2 separate regions of the Homo sapiens genome follow, and region 2 is linked to region 1. The links are chromatin loops, found by intact Hi-C in ENCODE. Cell type or tissue: HCT116. All regions are shown on one strand. Links, peaks and the distances in the headings refer to the core of each region. The heading gives the core; the rest is flanking DNA.

What was found. Peaks named below come from ENCODE experiments on the same cell type or tissue, not always from the same donor. Only the 100,000 strongest peaks of a DNase experiment are listed, where the experiment ranks them.
Region 2: a loop joins it to region 1, with 2.3 times the contacts of the local background. A loop is called at or near these places in 4 of 110 quality-filtered maps.

The regions. Positions count from the first base shown.
Region 1 is chr14:100,413,655-100,421,297 of GRCh38, reverse strand. The region is part of intron 2 of WDR25 (WD repeat domain 25); the gene reads right to left. Among named protein-coding and RNA genes, the nearest start is that of WDR25, 41 kb to the right of the region's middle. RefSeq lists enhancers at 667-1,166, 1,167-1,668. In HCT116, for the core only: a CTCF peak has its summit at 3,674; a DNase peak (open chromatin) is centred at 3,627; H3K27ac peaks cover 1,609 bases.
Region 2 is chr14:100,537,413-100,545,055 of GRCh38, reverse strand. It overlaps BEGAIN (brain enriched guanylate kinase associated), which reads left to right. Exons shown (of 7, transcript NM_001385089.1): 4 at 1-56; 5 at 1,091-1,198; 6 at 4,477-4,560; 7 at 5,741-7,643. The coding sequence ends at 7,087. It overlaps LOC124903382 (a long non-coding RNA gene), which reads right to left and starts at 7,084. Exons shown (of 2, transcript XR_007064334.1): 1 at 5,845-7,084; 2 at 2,113-4,926. In HCT116, for the core only: CTCF peaks have their summits at 4,215 and 4,414; no DNase peak of the experiment used is centred there.

The DNA of each region.
Region 1 (7,643 bases), core at 1,716-6,715:
CTGTCCCCTTCTCTGGTTCATAGGAATCAAGGAGAGAGCAAAGGATATTTTCTAACCCAAGGGACTCTGTGAACTTGAAACACAGGGATGAAAGACTATCCCATTAATAAGAAAGAGGAGCTCTTTCCTAGTCCTGATGCCTACTCTTCCTCTTCTCTGTCTGGACACTGTTAAAATTCCAGTTTTGGCCGAATGGAATGTCACAAACACAGGCAGTTGCAGACGAGGGACATGCAGGAAAAATAATCATATTTCTTCTTATAATGACCCAAATGCAGGAGATACACTGTTTCAGCAGACAGAAATAAAAAGACTCATCCAGCCAGAGGTAAGAAAGGAAGACTGAGATGAGGAAAGCATAGCATAGACAAAGGCCAGCAACATCCAGGACAGTGGGACAGAAAGATGCAAACAGCCAGGGTCGCTCACAGCATGGCTTCACCTGGGTCCAGCCCTGGACTCTCTCTCAAGTCTCCTGTTCCCTGAGACAAACGAGTCTCTCTCCACCTGTTGAAGCCACTCGAGTTGGGTTTCCTGTTATCTGCAGCCTCATACACTCCTAGCTAATACAGTGGTGAACACCACATCATGGGACAGCTGGGCATCTTTATTTTCCTTTTTCTACCTTTTTCTGTTCTTCAAATATTATTACTATAAGAAGATTTTAATATATTTTTAAAAAGTTATTCTTAGTCTTGGCTAGCAATTCCAACCCTAGCAATAGAGTCTAAGAAACTAACTGCACAGAAGCTAAATATTATGTACATAAAGATGATCACTGCAGCACTGCCTATAAAACAACAATAAAAAACCTGCTGGAATAAAAAGCTCAATGTTCAGCAACAGGGATACAACTAGCAAATTGTGGTACAACCACATGATAGAAGATGACTATCCTGAAGGCTGTAAAAACAGGGATACTGAGCTTTAAAAACAGGATCCAAAATGATATATGAAAAATCCCTATAGAACGATAAAAAAAAAATGTGCTTACAAGTGAAAGGTAAAACACAAACCAAAAGTTACTTGCTGTGGGCCTGGAGGTCCAAGCCAGTGGAGGGAAGTGGGGGAAGGGGTTGCCAGGGCCTGCGGCCCATGTGCAGATGGGGGCTGTGGAGGCAGTGAAGGCCTCCTTGCCCAGGAGACAGTAGCTTCCAGGCTTCCAGATGCCCCTGGAGATCCAGGCAACTAGGCCTTGTGAGGGGCCTACAGGGTGGGAGGCTGCTCATAGCCACAGTTACAGACTGACCACCAGGTGGGCCCTGCGAGCACCCGTTCACTCCCAGGTCCACTCTCACACAAGCCCAAGGCAATGGGGCAACCTGATACAAAGAACCCAGGGGAAATTCCACATCATGTGCCCCTGCATACCAAATTCTTTAGAAAAGACAATTTCCCATTAATTTCAAATGTGCGTGTTCTCTGGGGATTTAATACAGGGGGAGTTTCTAAGCATTTGCATCTCTGTCCCATAATATAAAGCATGGGCCAGGGGCATGAACTGCCTGTGTTCACAACATCATCCTATTTGTGACAGATTAGATAGATTAGACGCGAGGTTCCACCTTCCTACCTGTGATCTTTCTCTGCTATAAAAACAACTCTTGATGTCAGTGTCTGAAATTACTTGCTCAAAATTATAATTATTATATTAATGTGGCTAACTGTAAAACTATACCTCGGCTTTCTAAATGAAAACACCAGGCTGCCAAAACTTCTAGAATAATTTAAACTAGTAATGTGATAAAGACTATTACATCTCCAAAGACATTACCATAGAATTTTCCCCCCATCTCAACAAGAAAAGATGCTGGACTATATTGGAAGCCTCTGTGAATTGCCTAATTATAGTTAATAAGGTCATCATCTGCTCATGAAATAGCCTTTTCTGTTTTCCAACAGAGCATTCAACAATTCTAAACACTGTTCATCTGAACACTCCCCGAGAAAGCTATCACATCACAGGGTAGACAGCAGGAGAAGGAAGAAAGAGGTAGGCGGAAGGAGCGAGGCCCCAGGAAGCCGCAGAGAGACCCCTGTGGAGACGGGAAATAAATTTTTTTTTTTTTTTTTTTTGTGATGGAGTCTTGTTCTGTCGCCCAGGCTGGAGTGCAGTGGCGTGATCTCGGCTCACTGCAATCTCCGCCTCCAGAGTTCAAGCAATTGTCCTGCCTCAGCCTCCCAAGTAGCTGTGATTACAGGTGTGCACCACCACACCTAGCTAATTTTTTTTGTATTTTTAGTAGAGATGGGGTTTCCCCATGTTCGCCAGACTGGTCTCAAACTCCTGACATCAGGTGATCGCCCACCTTGGACTCCCAAAGTGCTAGGATTACAGGCGTGAGCCACCACGCCCGGCCTAGAAATAGAACTTACTTAGAGCCCATCATTTCAAGGCCAGGGTCTCAGGTGAGACAATGGGAGTCACAGGAATTGTGGGTGTAGGGACCACTCCACACCCCTGCCTGGCAACCTGAGTCCAATGCCAGGTCCCTCCCGGAGTAGGTGTGGCGTGAGTAGGACCCCCCCCCGCCACCGCCACCCCAAACTCCCAGGGATGTCCCATAAACTCACCTTAGCATAGACCCTGACCGTTGTGGCTGAGACTGGCAGGCTGCACTACTGTGCTGTTGTGCAAATTTTTCACCTTTTTTTTTTTTTTGAGACGGAGTCTCGCTCAGTCGCCAGGCTAGAGTGCAGTGGCACAATCTTGGCTCACTGCAACCTCTACCTCCCGGGTTCAAGCAATTCTCCTGCCTCAGCCTCCCAAAAGTAGCTGGGACTTGTACAGGTGTGCACCACCACGCCCAGCTAATTTTTGTATTTTTAGTAGAGAAGGGGTTTCACCGTGTTGGCCAGGATGGTCTCCATCTCTTGACCTCGTGATCCGCCCACCTCGGCCTCCCAAAGTGCTGGGATTACAGGCATGAGCCACGGTGCCCGGCCAAATTTTTCACTTTCAATAGTTGCATGAAAGTCAGAAAGGCCAGTGCTAGGTGACATTGTGTGTATCATGTACAAAATCACAGGCAGTGTGGATATAAGACGTAAGAAGGCAGGGCACAGTGGCTCATGCCTGTTATCCCAGCACTTTGGGAGGCTGAGTGGGGGGTGTGGATCACGAGGTCAGGAGTTCGAAACCAGTCTGATCAACATGGTGAAACCACATCTCTACTAAAAGTACAAAAATTAGCCAGGCGTGGTGGTTGGTGCCTGTAATCCCAGCTACTCAGGAGGCTGAAGCAAGAGAATTGCTTGAACCCAGGAGGCAGAGGTTACAGTGAGCTGAGATGGTGCCACTGCACTCCAGCCTGGGCGACAGAGCGAGCCTCCGTCTCAAAAAAAAAAAAAAGACATAAGCAAACTAAGAACAACCTTCATGAGAACCTATGAGCACATGCACAAGAGCCTAAGTAGCCAGGCCAGGGCAGGAGGAACAGGGGCAGCATGACACGCCTGTCCACAACAGAAACGATGGAAGGCTAGGAACAGCTCAGGGTCACTGCAGCCAGGAAGAAGTCAGGCAGAAAATGCGATGTCAGCCCTGTGTCTGTCTTGCAGACCAATCACACAGTATCAAAGTAAGGGCGATTTGTGCAGCTGTATTCCTGACTCACTCTCCAGAGCCTCACTGGCAGAGACAACAAGGAAAAGGCTCGGTCTCTAGCACCCCCATCCGCAAGCAGAGGTAATGCTCAGGCAGCTCTCTCCCTCCCTGGAGGAGGAAGGTGACTCGCAGTAGCCTCAGAACTGGAAAGGGGAGCCACCAGGGAAGAGTGGCTGGAGCAACCAGCCTGGCTGCTCAGGGTCTTAACAGGATGGTGGGGGTTGGAAGGGGCACCTAGGTCATGGGAAAGAGCCTGGCCCCACACATGGCTCCATCTCCCTGCACCCTCGCCTGACCACCTTGGATCTGAGATACTCAGTCCCACAAATCCCTGAGTGGCTGGGAGACTGAGAAGTCTGCAAAGCATGTGGCATGTGCCAAGTGTCCTACTAAGCAGCTCCTCCAGGTACGGCTGCCTCTCTCCCTGAGCTAGTGTCAGCACCAGGCCTGGCACAGGAGACACGCACAAGTAACAGATGGTGAGGAGATGAGCGGAGGACTCTGGCCATGCCACACACAGCACAGCAACCCTAGGCCCATAGAGAAGGGAGGGGCAGGGCCCAGGCTCGGCTCACCAAAGCTTGGCCCCTGGCCTGTGGTAGTTGGATTGCCCCTGGAGGGACTCTTTCTCCCAAAGCCATATAATTCTGTTGAGTCACTAGTTTTCAGGAATACTGTGACTTCTGAATCATCCACGCAAGATCTCACCCCTGGGCTAAGATGGGCCTTCCAGACCAAGGTTTGTGAGGGTGACTCTCCCTGGGAAAGGTATTGACACATTTTCTCCTCAGTTCAAATCAAGTACCTCATGACTGTGAAGTTACTGGGTCCCATAAGTGAGCCCCAAGTGCCTGCTACAGAAAAGTACCCTACAGTCAGTAACGAGCACCAAGCTTCTCCCTGGGCATCTGGGGACGATGGTCCAGTGCTCCCTCCCCAGTGAGCCCAAAGACAGAACACTGCCGGGGCACAGCCCAGGTGCACATGGTGCTACAGCAACACAGGCCACACTGCCATTTATGCAGTCTGGAGACAAGGGAGAAAGGCAACCTCAAGGAATGGGTACAGAGAGAAGGGGACCCTTGAGCCAAGTCCAGGGGGATAAGGAAGACTTTGCCTGAAAAGAAGGAAGGAAAGGGAAAAGGCCTAAAAGGGTGTGTCATGTTTGGGAAAGAGCTGGAAAGAATTCAAGGCACACAGCAGGCAGTTTGTGATAGGAACAGAAATCGGGGCAGGGTGAATGGGCCGGTGACATGGGTTGGTTTGCATCCCGTACTGTTTGGGCTGCAACCTGTATTGTAGTATGAGGGCAAACAGCAAAGTTTTTACATCAAGGAATGACAATCAGAGTTGAGAATACGTAATAATAGAAATTACAACAGCAGTAGTCACAATTTGGGCATCTACGATTACCAGGAACTATACCAGGCACTTCCCTTGTACTGCCTCTTACTCTTAAAACAACCATGAAAATGAATACCCTTCACAGGGAGAAACCAAACGGCAGCGAGGAATGAGATGAATTTGATAAAGAACTACCTCTAAGTAGAGAAGTCACAACTCAGTGGCTGATTGGACAGCAGAGGCTGAATGACACGTGCTCTGTGAGGGCTAGAACCATATCTGGCTTCCCACTCTATCTGCTGCCCCTGGACCTGACACCTACTAGGTGCTCAGTAAAGATTCAGGTGGCAGTGCACTGACAGAGATGCAGAAGAAAAGAAGGACAGCGGCAGAGCAGGGAGGACACCAGCTGTGCCAATCGTGCTTGGCAACCAGAGGCACTGTCATGAACTGTGTGGGCTTTGAGACAGTACTCTGCTAGCAAACTACCAAGTTAGCCTGCCACAGCTTCATACATACTAGCAGAAGGCATGAGATCCCTGGGTCAGAGACTGAAAACAGTTTATTACTCACAGCAGTAGTAGTAGCCAGGGTAACACTGCTGCACCAGTTCCCTAAGCCCCAGTTCCCATAGCGATCCCATGAAGGCAAGGTGTTACCTGTACACACAGTGGGATGCATTACAGAGAGGAGTCCTGACATTAGGATGCCCCAATCTTATATAAGCAGCTGCTGGTAAACCTGCCCAACCTCTGCTCCTAAGGGAGACATTGTCTTTGTTATCCTGGAATAAAAATAAATCTGTTCCAGATAGAGATGCTGTCTCTACTCTCCAAGGCTGCTTGCTATTCAAACATCCTTGAAAAGACAGGCCAGAGCAAATCAGCTGTTCGTGGCTTGCTCAGAAGACTGTGCAGAAATATGACAGACCCATGGAGAATTGTGCAGGTACTGTGCACATACGACCAGCATGCCTACGTACCTCCCATACACATATGACTTTAGACTGCCTATTGCCCATCTGAGCCATTTCCTCCCCTTCTCTGGTTAGTTTAGAAATAAAACTAATATTTCTTTGCCTGTCTTGCTGGACAGAATAGAAGTGAGCCTCAGAGAAATTAAGTTAACATGCTCAAAGCTTCCTGGGTCTTCTCTTTTCCATGAGTAGCACCATCTCATCCTTAGTAGCTTAAGCCAAAACCTGAAATCATCTTTGACTCCCAACATCATCCAGTTCATCACCAAGCTTCAGTCATCCTGTCCCCAACCATCCGTGAGAGCTAGCCCCTTCACTGTCCCCATCATCCTCAGCAAGCACTGGCCTTGCTCACCTGACAGCTGCCTCTGCCCCCTTGCTGCTCCCCCTGCTCTCACCCCAGCCCCTCGTGACCTATTCTCCATCTAGAAATAAAGGGACCTTTTTTTCTTCTTTTTTTTTTTTTTGAGATGGAGTCTTGCTCTGTCACCCAGGCTGGAGTGCAGTGGCGCGATCTCGGCTCACTGCAAGCTCCGCCTCCCGGGTTCACGCGATTCTCCTGCCTCAGCCTCAATAAAGGGAACTTTTAAAGATGTAAATAAGATGGTGTCACCTCGTTGCTCAAAGCAGGTGGTTTCTTACAAAGCTGAATACACAATTACCATATGAGCCTGCAGTTCCACTCCCAAATATGTACCTAAGAGAGATGAAAACATGTCCAGTCCACACCAACATTCATTTAAGAACTACCTCTAGGCGGCCGGGTGCGGTGGCTCATGCCTGTAATTCCAGCACTTTGGGAGGCCAAGGCGGGCAGATTACCTGAGGTCAGGAGTTCGAGACCAGCCTGGCCAACATGGGGAAACCCTATCTCTACTAAAAATACAAAAATTAGCCGGGCATGGTGGCATACGTCTATAATCCCAGCTACTCGGGAGGCTGAGACAGGAGAATTGCTTGAGCCTGGGAGGCGGAGGCTGCAGTGAGCCGAGATTGCACCACTGCACTCCAGCCTGGGTGACAGAGCAAGACTGTCTCAAAAAAAAAAAAAAAAAAAGAACTACCTCTAGGCTGGGCGCGGTGGCTCATGCCTGTAATCCTAGCACTAGCACTTTGGGAGGCCAAGGCAGGCGGATCACGAGGTCAGGAGTTCAAGACGAGCCTGGCCAACATAGTGAGACCTCGTCTCTACTAAAAATACAAAAATATTAGCCAGGCGTGGTGGTGCACGCCTGTAGTCCCAGCTACTAGGGAGGCGGAGGCAGAAGAATCACTTGAACCCAGGAGGCAGAGATTGCAGTGAGCCAAGATTGCACCACTGCACTCAAGCCTGAGTGACAGAGTGAGACTCTATCTCAAAAAAAAAAAAAAATGAACTACCTCTAACGGCTCACTAGAAACAAATCAAATGTGTCCATCAACAGAAGAATGGATAAACAAATTCTGGTATTTTCATGCAATGGAATACTACTCAGCAATAAAAAGGGATAAATGGCTGAACGTGGATGAATCTCAAAAACATTCTGTTAAGTGAAAGAAGTCAGACACTAAAGGCTACGCCCTGCATGATTCCATTTACATATTTCATTCTAGAACAGGAAAAACTATTGGGTTGGTGCAAAAGTAATTGCGGTTTTTGCCATTCAAAGTAATGGCAAGGCCGGGCGCGGTGGCTCACGCCTGTAATCCCAACACTTTGGGAGGCCGAGGTGGGTG
Region 2 (7,643 bases), core at 1,300-6,299, 120 kb before region 1:
ACTACATGGCACTGCAGAGGATCAACCAGGAGCTGGAGGACAAGCTGTACCGCATGGTGAGGCCGCCACGCAGCGCCCACTCCCCCACCCCACACCTCCTTCCCGGGGGGAGCCACCCAGCTGACACCCCTGGGCCACTCAGGAGCTGGGACACAGGTCTTGCTGGTCCCACCCCTTTCTCCATGGAACATGTGGAGCAGGGTGTGTGCTCTCAGGCTAAGGAAGTACTTGGGTCCAGGGCTGCCCTGTGCTGCCTGAGTGGCGGGTGCGAGCACTCCAGCCTGGGGGTGTGTAAGAGGGGCTGTGGACGGAGGACATACACTGGGAACGGGCCCCCCAGCTCAGCCTGCCAGTCCAAGGACCTGGGCCCAGGAGGATAGGGAGGCCCGAATTCAGGCCCTGGGTGAGCCAGAGGCAGGTTTGAGCCCCAGCTCCGCCTCTCATGGGGACCCCTCTGTGGGGACCCTCACACCACCTGCAGGTGACCTCAGTGGGGTCGCCATTTTCTCTGTGAACACACTGCTGGGACATGTCGAAGAGGGGCAGGGTGTGGGTTTCTGGTGCCACTCCCTCACTAGGATGAAGAGGTTTCCTTTCTTTCTACTTTGGTGACCAGCTCATTTTGGTTTTGAAAGCAACAACCTGCCCACCTTTGTGGTGCTATCAGAGACGGGGGGTGGCAGGCCTGGGGGCTGGGCCTGGCTCTGCCTGGGTGCCTGGACACCGGCCCTTTCCTGAGCCTCAGTTTCCCAATCTGTCCAGTGAGGTGGGCTGGGCTCTATGCCAGGCACAAGTCATCTGTCCTCCGTCCCCACTCCCAGCTCCTGAGGCAGGACGCTGTCACCTCTGTGTTGCACATGAGAAACTGAGGCTCAGAGGCAGTGACGTCCCCAAGGCTGTGTGGCTTGGCAGTGTTGGACCCAGGAATTGAACCAGGGTCTGTCTGTGCTCATAAACCCCACACCCTTGGCCCTCTAAGTGTCTTGTCACTCATGGCTACAAGGGACAAACCAGGGGGTGCAATCGAGCGACTGGGTTGGCTCACCAGGAGCCAACCACGGGCCTCCTCCTCCCACTGTCCCACCCCCAGGGCCAGCACTATGAGGAGGAGAAGCGTGCGCTGAGCCACGAGATTGTTGCCCTCAACAGCCATCTGCTAGAAGCCAAGGTGACCATCGACAAGCTGTCAGAGGACAACGTGAGTGCCGCACACACTTGGCCCATGGAAGACTGCCGGTGGGCCTAGGCGAGGGCTTCCCAGGATGCACTGGGAGTCACATTCTGACTCTGAAGGGTCCTGAGCTCAGCTGCTTTGGCCCCAGCCTCAAGGGGCTGGTGCAGGGTACAGGTGGATGGACAGGCTGGTCAGGGCTTTGAGAAGGACCTGCTGCAGTTGGGGAAAGATGGTGCTGTCTCATTGAGGACGCCAAGGGTGTCCTTAAACAGACCCTCTGCTGTAAGGACTTGAGCTAGGGGATGCGGGGCCATATTATCCCATTCAAGGCAAGGCTTCCTGATCCCAAGGTGGGGTCATGGCCACTCAGGACTCCTGCCCTTGGCCAGTCCCAGTGTTGCATCACAGCCGTGTGGCTGCCCATGGGGCCTAATTTCAGGGACCCTGTGAGATGGGCCCAGTTGCCCTCCACAGACCCTGGACAGCTGCCTCTGCATTCACGAATTAGCTTCTACCTTGCCAGACCCTACTAGGCTCCAAGATGATGGTGTGAACAACACAGGCAAAAAAAAAAACAAAAAAAAAAACACCTCTGGCCACGTGGAGTTCACATCTGAGTGGGGCAAACTCTGGGGTATGTTAGAAGTGTGAAATGCTATAGAGAAACAGAAAGCGAAGAACGGTACCAGGGAGTCGCCAGCTGCAGGGCCTGCAGATTTCAAGAGGGTGCTTCTGGAAGGGGCTGCTGTGCCAGGACCTGAGGGAGTGAAGGAGCCAGCCATGCAGACATCCGTGGGAGAAGCATTGCTTCCAGGCAGAAGCAACCGTGGTGTGCAGCTGTACCTGGTTAACTCGGAGGATCCCAAAGGGGCCAAGGAGCGCCCAGCGGGAGGGGGAGCCAGGGTCTGAGGTCAGAAAGACCATAGGAGGCAATGTTGTAGAGGCTCCTCCCAGAAACCTGGGCTTTATTCTGAGTGCAGTGGGGAGCCATGGAGGGTTCTGAAAACAGAGGAGCAACGTGATTGCACGTGCAGCTTCCCAGGGCTCACGTGGCTGCCATGCTGGAAACAGGCTGTAGGGACGAGGACAGGAGCAGGAAGATCAGGAGGAGGCCAGGACCATAGTCCAAAAGATGATGGTGGCTCAGATGACGGTGGAACTGGGCAGAGGGCTGGGATTCTGGTTGTGTTTTGAAAATAGAATCAACAGGACTAACCAAGATTTAGGATGTGGGTTGTTAGAAGAAGAGCTGAGTCCAACCCAGCTACAGGATTCAGAGCCCAAACAAAAGGAGTTGCCTGCCATTTCCTGGCTGGGGACAGCTGGGGAGGGACAGGAGCTGGGTGGGAGATGCACAGGACCCCTTGGAGCGGAGATGTCACCAGGGCAGCAGGAGGCCCGGGTCTGGAGTTGAGCGTGAAGGCCGGCATGCCGGCGGAGACTGCCCAGGCAGCATGCAGATGAGAAGCAGGGAGGCCCCAGGACGGAGTAGGGACCAGCAAGGATGCCTGGGAGGGAGTGGCCAGTAGGCTGGGGGACACCAGGCGAGTATGGTGGCCCAACAACCACTTGAGAAGGGGGCTGCAGTCAATGCCCTGGCCGGCTGGCTTGCCAGCTGCTGAGAGACCAGGTCAGAGGGCCAAGGAGAGGCATTGGGATTTGGGGAACTGGAGGTCGGTGGTGGAGTGGAGCGGTGGTTCCAGACACAGGCCACCCTTCTAAGGAGTGTGGCTCTAACAGGAGGACAGGAGGACATGGGCTCGGGACAGGAGGTGCTTCTTAACGTGACAAGGCCAGGCCCCTTACCTAAGTGGACACTAGTCCTGGGGCCCTCTCTGCAGGGTTGGTGCACATGAGGAAACTAAGGCATGGCCAGCTTGAGTGGTTTCCCAGGTGACCCAGGTGGTGTCTCGCAGACGGAGCCAGAACTCAACCTCGGGACTCCGACTCCAGCAGCCCCGGGCCCTGGGTGGCCAGAGTGCTTGCCTCCACCTGTTCGCTCTGCCAGAGTGTCCCGTGAGCATTTCCTCCCCGAGCCAGCAGCTGCGGCTGCTCAGGAAAGGCTCCCAGCTGTCCCAGAGCTGGCCACCTCAGACATGGACAGCCCAGGGGCTTGGGTACTCAGCCAGGTGCCCCAGGGGCTATGGGCATGGCACCGGCTTCCCAGTGGCAGCCACTCCTGGCTGTGGCTGGTGGGGCTCAGTGGCAGACCTGGGCTGGCTGGGCAGTGCCTGCAGCCCTCTGGTGCCAGGGGCAGCCGGTCGACTGGGGTCATACAAGGGGTCAGTTCTCAGCTCTCAGGCAGCCGTGCTGTTCTGTTCCTAGGAGGCCCAGGGAGGCACTGAGAGGGGTTTGGCGACTCCGACGCCCTCCACCGTGTAGGCCAAGTTGGGGGCACCAGCCTTCAGTGAGGGAGGCTCCAGGGCCGTGGTGGGGGGACAGAAAGGTGCCTGTGTCAGAGACAGCCTTGCCTGGACAGCAGGATGCCTGGTGCTGGCTGGGTTGGGACTGTGGCCAGCCCTTGCCAGGAGCAGCCATGGGGCAGCTCAGGTGGGTCACTGGGCCTCCGGGCCACCCCAGGGCTAGCTGTCAGAGCCCTCGCAGTGGGGACCCCGGAGGGGCGGGAATGCAAGCCCCAAACACAGGCACATGCAACAGAGATTTTCAGTGGCGAAGCCACACCCCTTGAGTCCTACTGTTTGCATCTGTTTTCAGCTCAGGAGGCTGAGCCAGCGCCCGCCTGGGCCTGAGGTCACACACCTGCCCAGTCCCTGCCCAGCCCTGCAGCCACACTGTTTCCAAACCACACTCTGGGAAGAGGGTTGTGAGCAGCAAGTCTGAAGTGCGGGGTGGAAGGTGCTGGGGGTTCATCCTGCCTCCCATTCCTGCCTGGCACTCCCACCCCGTCATCTTTGGAAGGACGCCGAGAGCCTGAGGGACAGGGACAGGGAGACCAGGCCTGCTCTACGAGCCTGGGGGAGCTCAGGGCCATTGGGGCTCCTTCTTCTACCACTGCCCCCCACCTTGTGGGAGGTTCCCATCTTGGCAGTGCTCAAGGGCACCAGCTAGGGCAGCGGCAGGGCCCTCCATGCTCCGGCAGCCCCAGGTCAGAAAGAGGCTCTCATTTTGCAGGCAAGAGTGTGGAGGCCAGAGAGGGCCGGAGCCAGCAGTGGGTCCTTGTCCTGCTGAGCGCACAGCAGGCCCTGTGCACACCACTGCCCCCGCTGGCCACTTGGCGCTGGTCAGGGCGGCGGGGCCTTGGCTGGGGTGAATGGCGCCAAACGCCTTCTCTTGTCTTTTAGGAGCTCTATAGGAAGGACTGCAATCTAGCGGCCCAGCTGCTGCAGTGCAGCCAGACCTACGGCAGGGTCCACAAGGTGTCTGAGGTAACGTGGCCCCGCAGCCAGGCCCACCCCGCCCCGGGACCACCGGGCTCCTTTTGTGCCAGTGCTACCCCAAAGCCATTTCCCATCTTTGAGGAGGAAGATGCCAGCTGAGCCTGAGCCTCCTCTGTCCCCCTCGCTCCTGTGGGGTCATGACATTGGAGGGGCCGCCAAAGGCACCCCACCTCACGCAGCCGGGCAGCCCCTGGCCCTCACCAGAGTCCCTTTGGCCCACCCCGGCTGCTGGTTGCCCTCGGTTTCCTTTGGGGGGCTGCTCCAGGTCCTTGCTTCCACTGAGCGCTGACACGGCAGAGTGACCTTTGTGGAGCTTCGCAGGAGCCTGTGGCTGGGCACGATGACCGGCAGTGCCTATTTCAGAAAGAAAACATTCAGGAAAGAGGGCGTGGCTGAGGCCACGTGGCAGGCAGGTAGCAGAGCCAGGACCCAGAACCAGGCCTGTCTGATGCCAAGGGCAGATGGGCCAGAGGCCCACCCCTGCCCGCCTATGGTCGCCGCACCCTGCGCACCCCGTCCCCCGACCCTCCCCTCACATGCAATCTCCCAGCCAGGCCTGTGCGTTCCTTTCCCCTGGTCCTGGGCCATGCCTGAGACACTCACAAAATAGATCAAACAGTAGCGGGACACCCCCACATGGCACCAGGCGCTCTCAGCCCTGGCCCTCAATCTTTGTTGCATCTGAGTCTGTCTTCTTCAGGAGCGCTCCAGCAGCATGACTGGGGGGCTGGGGAGTGGGTCATGCCCCCAGTAGAACCCACAGAACCCACGGGCCTGGGAGAGCAAGTCAACCCCTCGCTGGGCACAAAATGGGTGGGGTGGGGGTGGCGGGGGGTGGAGCCTTGAGTGGGGCCTGAATCAGACCTGGGTTCCGGCTTCTCCAGGCGACTGCAGCTTCTGGGCTCTCCTGGGCCCAATCAGAGTGGGGTGGGGAGAGGTGACCCAGGATCCCCAGGCAGTCACAGCACCCACACCCCTGGGAGCTTGTTCAGTACAGCGTCCTGGATCCAGGCTCCCCCTGGTGTGATTTGAGAAGCCGGGAGGCCCCCGTTCGTCTGTCTGCCTGTCGGTCATGGCTAACATCAGTCCTCAGCTTCAGGGCCAGGGCTGGGCTGCCATGCTAACAGTGACCCTGTACCCGCCGTCCCCCTCCTCGCACCCGTTCCAGCTGCCCTCGGATTTCCAGGAGCGCGTGAGCCTGCACATGGAGAAGCACGGCTGCAGCCTGCCATCCCCGCTCTGCCACCCGGCCTACGCCGACAGCGTCCCCACCTGCGTCATTGCCAAGGTGCTGGAGAAGCCGGACCCCGCCAGCCTGTCCTCCCGCCTGTCCGATGCCTCCGCCCGCGACCTGGCCTTCTGCGACGGGGTGGAGAAACCAGGCCCGCGGCCCCCCTACAAGGGAGACATCTACTGCAGTGACACAGCCCTCTACTGCCCGGAGGAGCGGCGGCGAGACCGGCGGCCTAGCGTGGACGCGCCCGTGACCGACGTGGGCTTCCTGCGGGCCCAGAACTCCACTGACAGCGCGGCCGAGGAGGAGGAGGAGGCCGAGGCGGCGGCCTTCCCGGCGGGCTTCCAGCATGAGGCCTTCCCCAGCTACGCAGGCTCACTGCCCACGTCCAGCTCCTACTCCAGCTTCAGCGCCACGTCGGAGGAGAAGGAGCACGCGCAGGCCAGCACGCTGACCGCGTCGCAGCAGGCCATCTACCTGAACAGCCGCGACGAGCTCTTCGACCGCAAGCCACCCGCCACCACCTACGAGGGCAGCCCTCGCTTTGCCAAGGCCACGGCCGCGGTGGCGGCCCCGCTGGAGGCCGAAGTGGCCCCAGGCTTCGGGCGGACCATGTCACCGTACCCGGCCGAGACCTTCCGCTTCCCGGCCTCTCCGGGTCCCCAGCAGGCCCTGATGCCCCCAAACCTGTGGAGCCTGCGGGCCAAGCCGGGGACCGCCCGGCTCCCCGGGGAGGACATGAGGGGCCAGTGGCGTCCCCTGAGCGTGGAGGACATCGGCGCCTACTCCTACCCCGTGAGCGCTGCCGGCCGCGCCTCACCCTGCAGCTTCTCTGAACGCTACTACGGCGGGGCCGGGGGCAGCCCGGGCAAGAAGGCCGACGGCCGCGCCAGCCCGCTCTACGCCAGCTACAAGGCCGACAGCTTCTCCGAGGGGGACGACCTCTCCCAGGGCCACCTGGCAGAGCCCTGCTTCCTGCGGGCGGGCGGCGACCTGAGCCTCAGTCCCGGCCGCTCGGCTGACCCACTGCCCGGCTATGCACCCAGCGAGGGGGGGGACGGGGACAGGCTCGGGGTGCAGCTGTGTGGGACCGCCAGCAGCCCTGAGCCCGAGCAGGGTTCCAGGGACTCCTTGGAGCCGAGCTCCATGGAGGCCTCCCCGGAAATGCATCCTGCCGCCCGCCTCAGCCCCCAGCAGGCCTTTCCGCGGACTGGTGGCTCGGGGCTGAGCCGCAAGGACAGCCTCACCAAGGCCCAGCTCTACGGAACCTTGCTCAACTGAGCGCCTGCGTGCAGGCCTGGCCGTGGTTCGCTCCCCGCCAGCCCACGTGCCCCAGAAGGGCCGGCCTCACCTCTCCCCAGCCCCCGCTGTTCCCCTGCCCCGGCCAACAACGAGGAGTCTGTTCCTCCCCGCACCTCCTCTCCTCCCCAGCCCTGTAGGCCTGAGGGGAGGGTCCCCCACACCACGGTGTCCACCCGGCCCCGGCCCGTGGAACTCCACTTAGAGCGTTTTTCACGCGTCCTTCCCCCATGTGAGAGGAGCATCCCCCCTTTTATAAAGCGAAACTATTTTTATAGAGAAAAAGGGTCTTTCTTAACGCACTTGGCCTCCAGCTCCCTGGACGGCTGCCTTGGCGTTTTCAACACAAAGCTCCTTTATTTTTTGGGCGAGGGTGCGTGGGGCCTGCCCCTTGGAAGGGAAGGGAAGGACGGTGTCCTGTGGAGACCAGACTCTGCAAGTGGGGAGACCACCCCCGCAAGCCAGTGACAAGGGAGCCCTGAAGTTGTGTCCACGAAGAGGGAGCTGAAACAAATTCGGGGCTATGAAGTGTTTTAAA